Regions from separate parts of the Mus musculus genome. Here region 1 is linked to region 2. The links are chromatin loops, found by intact Hi-C in ENCODE. Cell type or tissue: left cerebral cortex. All regions are shown on one strand.

Region 1 (5,000 bases), 670 kb before region 2:
TATGCCCAGCTTCTATGACCTGTAACTTTTTATCACTCTTCCTTGGTCACCCAAATAAAGAAAAGAGCAAGAGAATCATCCTGAAACGTTTACTATGTCTAAGAAAACCTGCAACTACATAATGAATTTTAAAACATGAACAATAAACATATGCAGATCAAGGAAAACTACAAAGGAAGGTATTACATAAATCAATTGTGCACAAACCTCAACTTAACCATTTCCAAATGTAACACTATAATCTAAAGGTATCTAACTAAAAAGAAAAGTATTTATTTAACAACAATAACAGCTACAAAACAAAATCATCAATATGCTTACCATGCACTTACTAAAGTCGTTTGGATCTACCCCAGGCAATGCTCTCATCAACAGAGGTAGCATGTGTGTTGGCCCTTCGGGAAACCATTTGCTGCCTGATACCAAACTTCGGGCTACTCCAATTACACAATTTAAAGTAGCTGTGAGCTGGTGAGGTTCTGTTAATGTCTCTAAAGCAGGGTATGTTCTATAGTTTAAAACAGAGTACAGTTTCAATGTTAAATATACTAAGTTCATAAGCTGCATTTTGACCTGCAGAACTACAGATAGCAGAATACTGAGTGGAAACTTTGTACTAACATGAACAGATTTATACACACAAAGGAACAATACAGTTACAATCACACCCCTATCTGATCTTGTCTCCATACAAACTCCAGTGGGGAAAAAAAAAAGCATAAACTTATAAGCTTTCACTGTTTCAGCCAACTTAATCCACAGCATACTGAACTAAGGAAGACAAGGTACAAATATTCTACTTAGTCCTGTTACAAACAAATATCTTTTAGTCTTTTCTTTTTGGAGATAAGGTCTCCTGTAGCGCAGGCTAAGGATGACTTTGAGTTTGATACTCTTTCATCATCTTGACTAAAAGTACTAAAATTACAAGCTTGTACCACAATTTCTGCCATGTCAAGTTTTATATGCAGTGAACCCACAGCTTTGGACATGCTAACAAAGGACTCTACCAACTCAGCCACATCTCCCCACCTTATTTTTTCTGAGACTGGGTCTCAATGAAACTTGAGGTCACTGACTGGCTACAATGGCCAGCCAGCAAGTCCCAGCAAGTCCCAAGGATCTTCCTGTCCTTACCTGTCCAAAGCTGCACTTACAAGCACCTAGCTTATAAAGTGGACACCTAGGGTCTTTACACAGAACTTCAATTATTTCCCTCTGCAATCTACTTAGTACAGAAGACATATGTAAGCACTGCTTTCCACAGAAAGGCAAATAATAACAGTAGTGTCATTTAATTCTTTTAGATTTAATTATTTTTTGTGTACAGGTGTTTTGTTCAAACATTATGCTTGTACAGCACATGTGTGCCTGGTACCCACGGTGCTGGAAAAGAGCATTAAATCCCCGGGACTTGAGTTACAAAACTGAGCTTACCTTTCAAGCACAGGGGGTATTACTAACTCAGGTCTCATAAGTGCAAGGTTCTGCAGAGCCTGGGCTGCTTCTAGACTACCAGTTTTGCTAAACATAGCCAAGAGGACAGGCTGAATAATGCATTGTACAAAGTCTGTAACATCTTCATCAGTAAGCTTATGGCTTTCAGGCACAGGAGTTAACCAGGAGGGCTTCTTGAATCTTTCACGATGTAATCTCCTAACAACACTGTTTGGCAACCGCTGAAGGAGTTTCATTAACTTGTTCTGGGAACATAGAAACAATAGGTTCTACTCAGGTTCAACTTTCCTACATAGATCTTTTCTCTCAAGTAAGAAAAAAAGAAAAAGAAACACTCTGAATACAAAGAACTTTATGCTCTTACTACACAAACAGCATGCTATACAAACTAGCAAAGAGTAATTTCTAAATTCAAGGATTTAATTTGTTTCGTTTTCCTTTAGACAGAGTCACACTATGTAGCATAGCCTGGTTCTGTGATCTTCCTGCCATAGTCTCATGGGTGCTAAGACTACAGTCATGTGCTTTCCTGCCTTGCCTTAAATTCATGTTTCAAAACAGTTTCTAGTCAGGCATGGTAACACACACTAATAAGAGTGTTCAGGAGGCAAAGACACAGGGATTTCTGGTAATTTGAGGCCAACCTGGTGTGCATAGTAGGTTCTGAGCTAGCCAGGGATACACAGTGAGAGCCTGTCTTAAAAGAGAAGGGGAGTGAAAGAAAGTACATTCCTACCAAATAAAAATTTTCCATTATTTCTTTTTTTTTAAAAGATACTTAATCAGTCAATTAAAAGACAAAACAAAGCTAAAATATCGACAAAATAAAACTGGCGTGATGTGGCTATGCTTTTGTGGCATTATTTATTATTTTGTCAGTAATAGCCATGTGGCGTTAAGTTAGTGTGTATGTATATATGTGTGTGTGTGTGTACATATGTATGTATGTACGTATGTCAAACACACAGATTTGATCTAACCACTTACACATAGCCAAAGCTTACATGACAGATAAGAAATATTACCGTTCTAAGATAAACAATAGCTAAATTATATCTTTATTTCTTCAAATACTATAACAGAAACTGAACATACTTACCAGCCAACGCCCATTATTTGAAGGATGATAAAATGATGTGATGCTGTTAAACAAACCAGCTAAATGTTTTTGTACTAATTTACTTGGTCCACCCTGTCCAGATACACCCCAAAAAAAGGAGAAAGAGAGAGAGAGAAAGAAACATTAATATCTATATTATACTGTATATGAACTGATCAATAAGTCAAATCCTAGATATAAAGGTCTAATGTGGATTCCCTTTATTGTAACAGTTGTACCTGAAACCACAGTCAAAACATAACTCCCTAGTAATCTTTGCACAAATCAGTTTAAAAACATTCCAATAAACACAAAATTAATTTACTTAATTCTGAATAAAACTGAGAAGGTATCATCTTTCAACTTAGGGAAACAGTAGACTGTATTGTTCTTGTAAAAAAACAAGAATACTATAATTTAACATAAAGACTGTAATCTTGGTATAATCAAGAATAGTAACAGGGCTGGTGAAATGACTCATGAGTAAAAACAATGGTCTCAAGCCTGACAGTGTTGGACCCAGGACCCACGCGGTAGAAGGAGAGAACAGACTCCCTTGTGCTGTGCTCTGACAATCCCATGGGGAGAGTGGCTCCTATGTACAAGCACACAATTTAAAAAAAAAAAGATGACAACATAAGCCATACAAAGCACTCCTTAAAATGAATCATTAAGTTGCTCATTGTATGAAACAAAGATTTACATAACATACTCAACACACATTTTATGATGCACATTTTTAATTCAAAAATATATTTTATTTATTAATCTATTATTAAAACAATGGGGGGGAAAAAAGAAGAAAATTAGCATTCATCTAAAGGGCTACAGGGGCTCATACCCTCCAGCTTGACTAAAAATGGTCTTTTAACAACAGCAAGGAAGACAAAATGTCAAATTATATTAAAAAAAAGGGTATACTGGCTCATACTTAAAATCCCAGGCAAGAGCAAGAAAAATCCCTGCAAGTTAAAAGGTCAGGCTGATTTACATACAACATACTAAGTCCTAGGTTAATCAAGGCTATATAACTAGACCCTGTCTTAATCTTCCTCTCAAATCGAGAGAGAGAGAGAGAGAGAGAGAGAGAGAGAGAGAGAGAGAGAGAGAGAGAGAGAGAGAGGAGCCTGTTTTTATTAATGGGCCTTCCCACTCAAATGCAGGCATAAATGAAGCCTATGTCTATGTTTCTCAGTACAGAAACCAGAAGAGAGCAAACTACAAGAAACCAAAATGATTCCACAACAACTCAATATCACAATTTTCAAACTTCTGATAGAATAATTAGCATAACTGTTTTTTTTTAAATTATACTTCCAAATCACATAAAGAAGTGGCTAGCCGGGCGTTGTGGCACACGCCTTTAATCCCAGCACTCGGGAGGCAGAGGCAGGCGGATTTCTGAGCTCTAGGCCAGCCTGGTCTAGAGTGAGTTCCAGGACAGCCAGGGCTATACAGAGAAACCCTGTCTCAAAAAAACAAACAAAAAACAAACAAACAAAAAAAGAAGTGGCTAATATGCATTATGTATTGAATACAAGAGAAAACTAAAGTTCTATGTAACAGTACGAGTTTCAACTCTCACTGTAATTCTGTATGAACATTCTGTCTTTTCCACACAAAAAAATTATCAACTATAGACTAACAATTCAAGAGGTAAAAACATTAAAAATAAATCCTATAATTTAAATATAAAGCTGCTCTAATAGTATATGTATATTTCAAAAGTGACACTGAAAACCATATGGAAATTAACAAGTAATGGATTATTACAGATCTTAGATATGGATGCACAACATCGGAAAATAGCTGACATTTGTCACACAAGGTCCTAGCTCCAACCCCCAGAAAAACAAATGCTGGTAAGAGAAGGGAAGAGAGTGGATGGGGGGGGAGGGACAGGGGAGGGAAAGGGACGGAGGGGAGGAAGAAAGAAACGAAGGAAAGAGGTAAAGTGAGGTAAAGGGAAAGGCATAGAAAGTAAAAAAAGAGAAGAAAACTATCTAATAATCAAGTGACCAACCAAGCTATTAACATGAGCTTGGACCAAAAGGTTAAAGAAAACTTAGGTGTATTTTATGAAACACATAATTAACTACAAACCATCATTGCGGTGATCCATATTACAGCATGTCCTATATCATAAGCATTTGTTAAAAATCTTGGGACTAAAACTTGACTGCTTCCCACTGGGAGGTTCAGGCTTCTCAGAATTCTTGTAAATATCTTTTAAGGCAAAACAAAATAAATATAGGAATAAAAAGGTTCATAAGTATCACAATAAGTCCTTAAATAGCCAAGTGAATGTTAGGTATAGTCTTAAATAAACCTTCATTCCCCACCCCCATGCAATTCTAAGCAAAATTATCAGCATACAGTGATTTGCTTTATTCTTTAGAAAGTAGATATATATATATATGTAACAGATTTATCGTATGATGCT
Region 2 (5,000 bases):
CCATACTCGTTAACGATGTGGACCGACAGCCTACTGTGGTTGCTCTAGCAGCTCTCAGCTTTGACACCTAGTCACGTGCTATTGAGGGAGAAGGACTGGGCCTTGCTTCTTTAAATAAGATGGGCAGAGGTGGTGCACACCTTCTTTTTTCCCCAAAGGTTTATTTATTTATTATATGTAAGTATACTGTAGTTGTCTTCAGACATGCCAGAAGAGGGCATCAGATCTCATTACGGATGGTTGTGAGCCACCATGTATGTGTATGTGGTTGCTGGGATTTGAACTCAGAACCTTGGGAAAAACAGCCACTGCTCTTAACCGCTGAGCCATCTCTCCAGCCCAGAGCCTTGCTTTTTTGTTTGTTTGTTTGTTTCGAGACAGGATTTCTCTGTTGTCCTGGCTGTCCTGCCTCTGCCTCCCAAGTGCTGGGATTAAAGGCCTGCGCCACCACTGCTTCTTAAGAACTAAGTAAACACAGCTGCTTCCATATGATACGTGTGCTTTCTTGATTTGTAAGTGATCTCTTTGTCTACAGTTGGGCCAAAAGTGCAGTGTTCGTCATAGCCCTTTCTTCCTGTCCTAGTCAGTATGGCAGGAAGTGACTGTTGCTCTTTATATGACACTGCTTAGACGGGAGCCAAGCTAGAACATGGAACATAGTTTACTGTCTGCAAATGAACAGGGAGCTATTGGAGACTTAGCATTCTTTCCTTGGTGTTAAAACAGGCTACAAGCCATGTGACCCCCAGGTAATTCGAGACCGTGTTGCCCACATGGAGTTCTGCTATCAAGAGCTTTGTCAGCTGGCTGCCGAGCGTAGGGCTCGCCTGGAAGAGTCCCGTCGCCTCTGGAAGTTCTTCTGGGAGATGGCAGAAGAGGAAGGCTGGATACGAGAGAAGGAGAAGATCCTGTCCTCTGATGATTACGGGAAAGACTTGACCAGTGTCATGCGCCTGCTGAGCAAGCACCGGGCATTTGAGGATGAGATGAGTGGCCGTAGTGGCCATTTTGAGCAGGCCATTAAAGAAGGTGAAGACATGATTGCAGAGGAACACTTTGGATCGGAAAAGATCCGTGAGAGAATCATTTATATCCGGGAGCAGTGGGCCAACCTGGAACAGCTCTCAGCCATTAGGAAGAAGCGCCTAGAGGAAGCCTCATTACTGCACCAGTTCCAGGCTGATGCTGATGATATTGATGCTTGGATGTTAGATATACTCAAGATTGTCTCCAGCAATGATGTGGGCCATGATGAGTACTCCACGCAGTCTCTGGTCAAGAAGCATAAAGATGTAGCAGAAGAGATCACCAACTACAGGCCCACTATTGACACACTGCATGAGCAAGCCAGTGCCCTTCCACAAGCACATGCAGAGTCTCCAGATGTGAAGGGCCGGCTGGCAGGAATTGAGGAGCGCTGCAAGGAGATGGCAGAGTTAACACGGCTAAGGAAGCAGGCTCTGCAGGACACCCTGGCCCTGTACAAGATGTTCAGTGAGGCTGATGCCTGTGAGCTCTGGATTGACGAGAAGGAGCAGTGGCTCAACAACATGCAGATCCCAGAGAAGCTGGAGGACCTGGAAGTCATCCAGCACAGGTAAGTGAAGTTACTACTACCTGGGTGCTAAGGCGATGGACTGAAACATAAGCCATTAAAGTCACTACTCTTTTGAATTGCTTTCCTCAGATTTGAGAGCCTAGAACCAGAAATGAACAACCAGGCTTCCCGGGTTGCTGTGGTGAACCAGATTGCACGGCAGCTGATGCACAATGGCCACCCCAGTGAAAAGGAAATCAGAGCTCAGCAAGACAAACTCAACACGAGGTATGCATGGCATCAGCAGAGCGCCTGCTGTCCCTGTGTGGCTCTGGTGAGGGTGACAGTGCTTGCCCAGCTTTGCTGTCAGAAAAGAGTTTCCTGCACAGGTTCACATCCTTGTAGCATGGATGTCATGACAGCAGCATCTGCTTTACCAAGTATTCTCATCCATGTTTTGCAAGAAACAGCTTTTAAAGTGAGGTTACATTATTCAGGACATGAGTCAGAGTCACCCAGTACCTAACTTCTCCTCAGATTAAAATTAGAGCCTTGGTAGAAGACAGACAGCAAGATAGAACCTGTCTGTGTTGTCCCTTTAAGTTGAAGTTAGGGTTAGAACCCTAGAGCAGGGTTCTATAATGAAGCTTGATTTGCCAAAGATAGCATCAGTTGTCAGGGCAGACCCCTGTCCTGTTCCTGTCTGTCTGTGGAGCAGACATCTTTGAGTAGATTGTTCAAAAGTTTACCATCAGTCTGGCTTGGGGAAATATTCCTCCAGAGCAGTTTTGAAATGTATGATGCATACAGCAGGCACGAATTACTAGACCCTGTGGGACTCCATTGCACTAAGCCATCTGATTGACATTTACTGGGTGACATGATTTAAAAGCACACAAGTAAAAACAGAGAAAGTCAGAGAAAGATGGGAAGGAGGAAAGTGAGGCAGCTTCAACTCTGGCTACCCGTCTCAGGATCTACCAGACATTCTGATCCCTTCTTGTGCTGTCTACATTCACAGGTGGAGTCAGTTCAGAGAACTGGTGGACAGGAAAAAGGATGCTCTTCTGTCTGCCCTGAGCATCCAGAACTACCACCTCGAGTGCAATGAAACCAAATCCTGGATCCGGGAGAAGACCAAGGTCATCGAGTCTACCCAAGACCTTGGCAATGACCTGGCAGGTGTCATGGCCCTGCAGCGCAAGCTGACTGGCATGGAACGAGACTTGGTAGCCATTGAGGCGAAGCTGAGTGACCTGCAGAAAGAAGCTGAGAAGCTGGAGTCCGAGCACCCTGACCAGGCTCAAGCTATCCTGTCTCGGCTGGCCGAGATCAGTGATGTGTGGGAGGAAATGAAGACAACCCTGAAGAACCGAGAGGCCTCCCTGGGAGAGGCCAGCAAGCTGCAGCAGTTTCTGCGGGACTTGGACGACTTCCAGTCTTGGCTCTCCAGGACCCAGACTGCTATCGCCTCAGAGGACATGCCCAATACCCTCACTGAGGCAGAGAAGCTTCTCACACAGCACGAGAATATCAAAAATGAGATCGACAATTATGAGGAAGACTACCAGAAGATGCGGGACATGGGCGAGATGGTCACCCAGGGGCAGACTGATGCCCAGTATATGTTTCTGCGGCAGCGGCTGCAGGCCTTAGACACTGGCTGGAATGAGCTCCACAAAATGTGGGAGAACAGGCAAAACCTCCTCTCCCAGTCCCATGCCTACCAGCAGTTCCTTAGGGACACCAAACAAGCTGAAGCTTTTCTTAATAACCAGGTAACGTTCCACATGGCCTGGCTTCCATCCTGTTGAAACAGGCCCTGGCTGATGTTGGAAACTTTTGGTTAAGTAGCAGGCTTAAGCCATGCCTATATGAAATTAGATGTGTTATTTTGAAACGGATGCCCCTCCACCCCCAACTCTTCAATGGCATTGAAACCCATCACGCTGTAAAGACCTAGAATTGAAAATTTCTAAGGAAGCTCTTTTGTCTTCCAAAGTATGATTCTGTGGTAATTACTGTTGAGGTCTATATAACTCCTTATTTAGTTAGGCAGTGTTCTGTGGCGTGCGGGCTCAATTTAAAGAATACAGTGAGCAAGTTTTGGGGGATTATTTTTTGTTCTAGAAAGATCAAGAATTTCACCCAAGGATACAAAGCAACTGCAGATGGCTGCCAGTGTCAGGGTTATAATCTCTCTTAAGAGAGTACAGAGGGTCTGCTGCTGCTTCTGTGGACCTGAGAGGACTCTTCTAGCCAGCAGACCAAGCTTTGCTTATTGTAGGAAAACCTATTTATATAACATTTACCACTTAGAGAAATGGAGCGACTAATGGATTATCCTTGGGCTAGGCTGTGTGTGTGTGTTATGTTTGTCTGTCAAACTTTTAATTTTACCCGCTTCATAAATTATTTTGTGGAATGGAAATACAGTGAAACAGTCCTTGTAATTTCTTTGTTAATATGTAATGTCATTTTGGATTTTTTTTTCCTCTTTTAAAACAAGGAGTATGTTTTGGCTCATACTGAAATGCCCACCACCCTGGAAGGAGCTGAAGCAGCCATTAAAAAGCAGGAGGACTTCATGACCACCATGGATGCCAACGAGGAGAAGATCAATGCTGTTGTGGAGACTGGCCGAAGACTGGTGAGCGATGGGAACATCAACTCCGACCGCATCCAGGAGAAGGTGGACTCTATTGACGACAGGTACAGCATTTTTGAATGTTGGAATTGAACTATACTCTGGACTGTTAAACTTCCAGCCACTAACGCAGAGTCCTTGGGACTGTGGGTTTGAGCTTCCCAGAGAGCAATCTATAGGTATTTATCAGAATTGCATCAACTCATCCAACAAGTGAGTGCCTGGTACGTGGCTCCCTTAGTTTGATTCTTGTGAAGTGTTTATAGATGTCCTCAAAAGAAGGCCTCGAAGCCCGTCCTCCATAAGCTGTACTCTTGCAGAATTCTCATGGTGGCTCACTTGAGGGGACCTTGAAAGCCAGAGTTTTCCTGGCCCAGGCCATATTCTCCTTCATCCATGTGACATTCTTCAGGCACCTGTAAGGAGAAAGGAAAGAAGGAAGGTGAGACTTGCTTGTCCTGAGCACTGAAGAAAGCTATGGAGAGACAGCATCTGCCCTTTATTAAAAAATGGACATAGCTGGTGCTGTCATATGCTCTACCTGCACACCCTAAGATGATAGAAAAAGATATTTTCTCCTAGTCTAGGGCATTCTCCAGGATTAGACAGTTGGGCATCATCTCTTCTTCTTCCTCTTCTCTCCTAAAAGCTTGTCTCCCTAGTTTTTAAAGGTCTGTGTTTTCTGTATCTGAGTCCTGCCCTGTACTGGTTAAAGTACAGAGGAGGCCTGAGCAGTCCAGTGTTGAGCTGCACTGATGAGAGTCATTGTGGGCTGCTCATGTAGACAGTCATTAGCCTCTGTTGTAACAGTTACCT

The links. Hi-C counts contacts between places; a loop is a spot of excess contacts. Peaks named below come from ENCODE experiments on the same cell type or tissue, not always from the same donor. Only the 100,000 strongest peaks of a DNase experiment are listed, where the experiment ranks them.
Region 1: it touches region 2 in a loop (3-fold over the local background); 5 of 42 quality-filtered maps call a loop at or near these places.

What each region holds. Positions count from the first base shown.
Region 1 is chr11:30,807,486-30,812,485 of GRCm38, reverse strand. It overlaps Psme4 (proteasome (prosome, macropain) activator subunit 4), which reads right to left. Exons shown (of 47, transcript NM_134013.3): 8 at 4,661-4,783; 9 at 2,558-2,650; 10 at 1,438-1,703; 11 at 322-508. Among named protein-coding and RNA genes, the nearest start is that of Psme4, 38 kb to the right of the region's middle. In left cerebral cortex, no CTCF peak of the experiment used is centred here; a DNase peak (open chromatin) is centred at 3,081.
Region 2 is chr11:30,135,189-30,140,188 of GRCm38, reverse strand. It overlaps Sptbn1 (spectrin beta, non-erythrocytic 1), which reads left to right. Exons shown (of 35, transcript NM_175836.2): 13 at 727-1,597; 14 at 1,688-1,825; 15 at 2,559-3,315; 16 at 4,047-4,249. Among named protein-coding and RNA genes, the nearest start is that of Sptbn1, 82 kb to the left of the region's middle. In left cerebral cortex, no CTCF peak of the experiment used is centred here; a DNase peak (open chromatin) is centred at 2,911.